2 separate regions of the Homo sapiens genome follow, and region 1 is linked to region 2. The links are chromatin loops, found by intact Hi-C in ENCODE. Cell type or tissue: endothelial cell of umbilical vein. All regions are shown on one strand. Each heading gives the region's core, and the rest is flanking DNA. Links, peaks and the distances in the headings are about the cores only. Region 1 overlaps SOX2-OT (SOX2 overlapping transcript). Region 2 overlaps ATP11B-DT (ATP11B divergent transcript).

Evidence for each region. Peaks named below come from ENCODE experiments on the same cell type or tissue, not always from the same donor. Only the 100,000 strongest peaks of a DNase experiment are listed, where the experiment ranks them.
Region 1: a loop joins it to region 2, with 3 times the contacts of the local background. A loop is called at or near these places in 1 of 110 quality-filtered maps.

What each region holds. Positions count from the first base shown.
Region 1 is chr3:181,621,019-181,623,943 of GRCh38, forward strand. The region is part of intron 5 of SOX2-OT (SOX2 overlapping transcript); the gene reads left to right. Among named protein-coding and RNA genes, the nearest start is that of SOX2, 89 kb to the right of the region's middle. In endothelial cell of umbilical vein, for the core only: no CTCF peak of the experiment used is centred there; a DNase peak (open chromatin) is centred at 1,533; H3K27ac peaks cover 1,868 bases.
Region 2 is chr3:182,787,875-182,790,799 of GRCh38, forward strand. It overlaps ATP11B-DT (ATP11B divergent transcript), which reads right to left. Exons shown (of 3, transcript NR_187316.1): 2 at 276-552. Among named protein-coding and RNA genes, the nearest start is that of ATP11B-DT, 4.0 kb to the right of the region's middle. In endothelial cell of umbilical vein, for the core only: no CTCF peak of the experiment used is centred there; a DNase peak (open chromatin) is centred at 1,707.

The DNA of each region.
Region 1 (2,925 bases), core at 324-2,823, 1.2 Mb before region 2:
CGCTCTGTTGCCCAGGCTGGAGTGCAGTGGCGGGATCTTGGCTCACTGCAACCTCCGCCTCCCGGGTTCAAGCAATTCTCCTGCCTCAGCCTTCTGAGTAGCTGGGATTACAGGTGCCCGCCAGCACGCCTGGCTAATTTTTTTTTTTTTTTGTATTTTTAGTAGAGACAGGATTTCACCATCTTGGCCAGGCTGGTCTTGGACTCCTGACCTCGTGACCCACCTACCTCGGCCTCCCAAAATGCTGGGATTACAGGTGTGATTCATGTTTTTATCCCAAATGCTTGGCACAGTGACTTTTCCAGTTGGAACTCAATAACGAAGGAAGCTCTGGCCTGAGGAAAGCAAGTTGCAATAATAAAGATGTCCTGACACAGATGAATGGGAAGATGTTGGATTCATTTTGAGCCAAACTGGTATGAGGAGGTCAGCTAAAAGCATGAAGAGGAGATAACCTAGTCCCATCAATTGAATTCTCCTAGGAGCCAGGGTCAGATTTGAGAAACTTCTGGAGGATCCAGTTAGCTTTAGAAGCTGTAGATCTGGTTTTACTTAGCAGTTCTGGTCCATTTTAATTTGTTACATTTGCGTTTCACTGAAATTGGTATAAAAAGTAAATAAAACGTTCAAAAAATATTTATTGAGTACCTACTATGTACCAGAAATGTGGCTAGGCATTGTGGATATTGCTGTATAAATCCCAATTCCTGCCCTCTTGAAGCTAACATTCTACTTAAAGAAACTGATATGAAACCATTAATTATATAATTCAGTATTTAATTGGAGTCATATTAAATGCTACAAAGGAAAAATGCAAAGTACTGAAAAAACACACAACAGAAGGATGTGATCTAATATAGAATATCAGGCAAACCTTCTCAGAAATAAAAATTATATATATATATATATATGTATAGAGAGAGAGAGAGAGAGAGAAAGGAATATAAAGATAAATGAGGCATATCTTTAGAGAGAGAGAGAGAGGAATATAAAGATAAATGAGACATATCTTTAGAGAGAGAGAGAGAGAGAGAGCAAGAGAGCTGATACCTAAAAGATGAGTGGGAGTTAGCTAAGCGGAGAATTTATAAATGGAGTGGACATTTCTAATAAACACCTTTAACATTCAATACGCTAGAGCTAATTCTCAGATCAATCTTCTTGCTAACAATTGTCTTGGTTCCTTTTCTTGAGGTTGTTCACATAAGAAACATTTTGAGGTCTTTGTGACAAGCTGCTTATTCTGGGCTCTAAATTCAAATAAAACATTGGCATAGAGAAATAAATCATTTCCATAGATGTCAACATCTTTGTGAGACACACAAGTGTATTATAATCTCACCCGTTACTGTTTCACCTAGGTCGTTAGCATGAATACCCATTTGAGATACCCCATCATTACACTCTAGGCCAGAAGCTTTCAAATTCTGAAATGTCCACAGACAAGACTTTCTATTTCACTCTGTCCAGAAACCTTGAGTAAAAGAAAAGGAGGTAGGAAAAGGAAATGAGTCAGGGAACTGAAAACACCAGAGAGAGCCCGGTCTGTGTAAGGGATATTTTCACCATCCCCACCCTGTTAACTCAGTACTTCGTACGTTCACAAAAAGACATTCCCAAGTTCGTCATGCTATTTTATGCAGCACCTTCCCTTGGCCCGCTTCTTCAGCTAATTAAATTCTCATTCCTAAAAACTCAGTTCTGGCATGTTATCCTCTTACCCCACTGTCCCAGTCTAATTTAGATACACCTCCTTTGTGATCTCATAGCTTGCTACGCTTTTATATCTTATGGCTGTATAATAATAATTGATTTACTTATCTAACTTATCTTCTTCTTGAGAGAAGTAGTTCCTTGAGGGCAAGGCTCATGTTTTAATCATTTTTGTACCCCTCATTTCTAGCAGAGTACTTAAAAAGAATCCTTTCAATGACTTCATATTCATGCATGATAGTTACTTTTCCTTCCTTAGCCCCTAGAGAGACATGGAAACTTAGATTTTGTTTATCCAGTAAACAAGGCTGGTTTTGTATGTAGGAAACTTTTGACCCATCCCAGTCTGAAATTCTTCTCCATTTACAGATAAGCCTATTTTAGTTACCTTGACTAAGGTATTGCTCTAGAGACTTCCTTTGAAAAACCTCTTAATAAAAAAACAGACCAGTCTACATGATCCCACTGACCAATACATTTGTCAGGAACAAAATTGAGCTGGGCATGGTGATGCGTGCCTATAGTTCCAGCTACTAAGGAGACTGAGGCAGGAGGACTCCTTTAGTCTATCTCTAAAAAAAAAAAAAAAAAAAAAAAATTAAGTTAAAACAAAAAACAATATGGGTTTTGATGTTCTATTTGGTATAGGACACAACCATATGTTTAAGTGTGATCTTTTAGTCAGTGTATTTAGAATAATTTCCATGTTTCATGTTAGAAATGGCATAATTTGCAGACTAGAAGAAAGAAAGGAATAAACTATGTCTAGCAGAATACTTGTCAACTAGTAAGATGAGAAAAGGAAAGGATACATTAATGAAGGAATAATTGAATGCATGGATAAACACAGTACAACCCAAAAGAATCATCAAGCCATAAGCTAGAATAAGGACTTATCATTGACAAAAACGACAAAGCCATCAAACAAAAAATAAAAGCTATTGGAAGATCACATTTTCCAGTCAAACAGGACCCAGATATTATTCAAATACCTAAAAAGAAAAGAATGTGTTTTTTTAAAATACTAGTGTATAGAGACAAAAGTTTGAGACATGAGGAAGAAGTATTATAAATTCCAGAAAAATCCTCTTCCCACCCAATCTTTCCTCTCACACCCACCGCTACACACACACACACCATTGTGCTATATACACACAAGTCATAGTTGTCTACTTGCTTTTCCTGAAATAACCATGATTAGAAAAAGAGGAA
Region 2 (2,925 bases), core at 279-2,778:
ACAATTTTAGTTCTGCTGCAGCTGATCTGAGGCCACCAATATTTCTGTCAGTAATTCAATCAGAAGCCACTTGGCTATTTAACTTCCTTCCCTCCTTAACCCAAAAACGTATACAACAAAGTTCATTCATTTTTTCCCCATTCTGTCTTTCATAAGAGAGGTGACAGAATCCCACGTCCAGTTCATCCAAAGATAGTATCAAGTTATTGAAAGGCAACTTAAAATAAGGAAGAAGGAAGGTACAGAACATATTTATGTTTTGTGTACTTTCTCACCTTTCAAAAAAGTGATCATTTTTGTGAGTTCTAATTCTCACATTGGCTTTGAGTATCAGTTCTGTGTAAGCATAAGTAGCCAAAAAATAAAGATGAATTCATGTAATTGCCCACAATAGATATATTTGAGGAATTTTCAAGAAAAGATGCAAATATGCAATGAGATGTTGTTTCTGATGAAATTCTTCACAAGGTGATAAAATATATAATCCTATTCAGTAGAGAAAAGTTTGCTTGAAGTCTGTTCTTTCTTTGCCTAAAGTCTGGTCTGGAAATCCTGAAATGATAATCAGAAGGAAAATGCTTTTTAAATGGAATAATTTGTAACCTAGTACTAGATTGATGATTTTGAGGAAGTGAAAAGTTGTCCTTTTTTTTTTTTTTTTTGAGACGGAGTCTCACTTTGTCACCCAGTCTAGAATGCAGCTGTGTGATCTTGGCTCACTGCAAGCTCTGCCTCCCGGGTTCACACCATTCTCCTGCCTCAGCCTCCTGAGTAGCTGGGACTACAGGTGCCTGCCACCAGGCCCGGCTAATTTTTTTTATATTTTTAGTAAAGACGGGGTTTCACCATGTTAGCCAGGATGGTCTCGATCTCCTGACCTCGTGATCCACCTGCCTCAGCCTCCCAAAGTGCTGGGATTACAGGCGTGAGCCACTGCACCCAGCCAAAAGTTGTCCTTTTAAAAAATGAGATAGAGCAGATTCTGATGCCCATCTGATAGCTCCATCACTATAGAAATATTTAGGGCAACAGATTGGCGAGGCTGTGTCCTTCAAGCAGACTGACCCTTGAAGAGTTCTGAAAGGCACACAACAGGAAGTGCCCTGGATCTAAATGATGGTGACCACCGGTCTCACTGCATAGTTTGGGATCTACTAAAGTTATTCAGTGTGCTTGGCTCTATATCACTTTGATGTTTTTCTCCATATACTCGGTCGTTGGCTTTCTTAGTTCATTTTACATTTACTGAGTACTCCTTAGACGCTGTGGGTACCAGAATGAATGAGCCACAAATGTCGACCTTAACAAGATCATAGTCTGTGCTTCCTATTGATGGTCCAAGATGTTCTCATCAAGAAAAACAGCCCTCTTTGTTTTGTCTGTGTTATAGCTGAGAATACTGTACTGAACTAGGAGATGTTTTTCTCTTGGGAATGATCATGTCTCACAGTATAACTAGCACAGAATTACATTAACAAGTTTACTCAACAATAAGAACCATATTTACCATTTATTCAGTGGTTGTTATGAGATGCTGGTAAACTTACTCTCTCGGAGTTTCTGTTACTTCACTTGGTACAGCTTAACTTTCCAGTTTCCCTGCATCACAGCACAGCTTCCTGTAACAGTTTGTTACTTCTGGTTCTTTGCCAGTCCAGCACTTTTCAACTTAATGTTTCACTCTTGCAATAACTTCCTATCTGACCTTTCTTCTCTCTCCAACCTATCACATATAGTGTCAATGGACTAGTACTCTGATTTCATCCTGCCATTAACCTGATCAGAAAATTCCAGAGATTGCCCATTTCCTGTAAACTCTTATGACTAGACAGAAACTCACCCCACACTATGCCTCCCCTTACTTACCCAATCTCACCTCTTATTACACCAAGTTAGTTGTACCTCAAACATCTTGAGCTTTCTTGACTCTGTATTTGCTCCTGCATTTCTTCCTGTTGGAAAGTCTTTCCCTCCTACCTTCATCCTCCCACTTCAAGTTCAGCTTAAATTCAGCTCCTTTCTTCTGAAGCCTTCCCCAACTGCTATTGCTCACATCAATTTTCTGAAATGAGTGTCTACTGTCAGTATAGTTCTTCAGGACTTAATCCCATACTGACTTGGATTGTTATTTAACTGATTCCCCTCTGCAACTTCTTTTTCTAACTAGATTTTAAACTACCCAGGGAAAAGAGGCTCACCTTAAAAGTTGCCTTTGCGTCTCCTCCTAGTTTTAGGCAGTTGTTATGCATACATTTGATGCTCAACACATGTAAGAAATAAGTGTGGATTGAATGAATTACCACTGGCTCCAAGCATTTTTTTCCCTTTCCTTTATAGCTGGTGCCTGCCTTCTTAAGTCCTTAAGTTCTGTATTTAGCCATCTCAATGTTTTTCAAACCTTTCTAACCATAACCAATAGGAGGAAATTGCTTTTATATTGTGACCTGATGTACATGTGTATGAAAAATTCACAAAACAATACGTGTAAGTACTTACTCTGTGTCATGTATTCTGCTGTTTTCTATTCTATTTTTTAAAATACAGATCATGACACACTAAACTGATTTCACCACCAGGTGGTTATACTTACAGTATTGTTGGGGCTCAGAAATCAACATCCCAAGTATAGTGTTTTGACATGCTGAACTGAAGAAGCCGCAAAATCTCTCTGGCCTCCCCTCTTTGCTCCACCATCTCTCCCAAAGCACAAGATGAAGTTGAAGTTCCTTTATCTGCCCAAGATCTAGACCCATCAAAAGGAATAATTGTTTTTCCTTCCCTTCCTGTAAGACCAAGAATGTAATCACACCTAATAGACCCTTTGACAAAATAACATACAAGTTAATTAATCTCTGTTCCCTGATCCATTCATCTTCCCTAGTAACTTCCTCAACAGAATTCCTCTTCTCCCCACTCCCATAACCT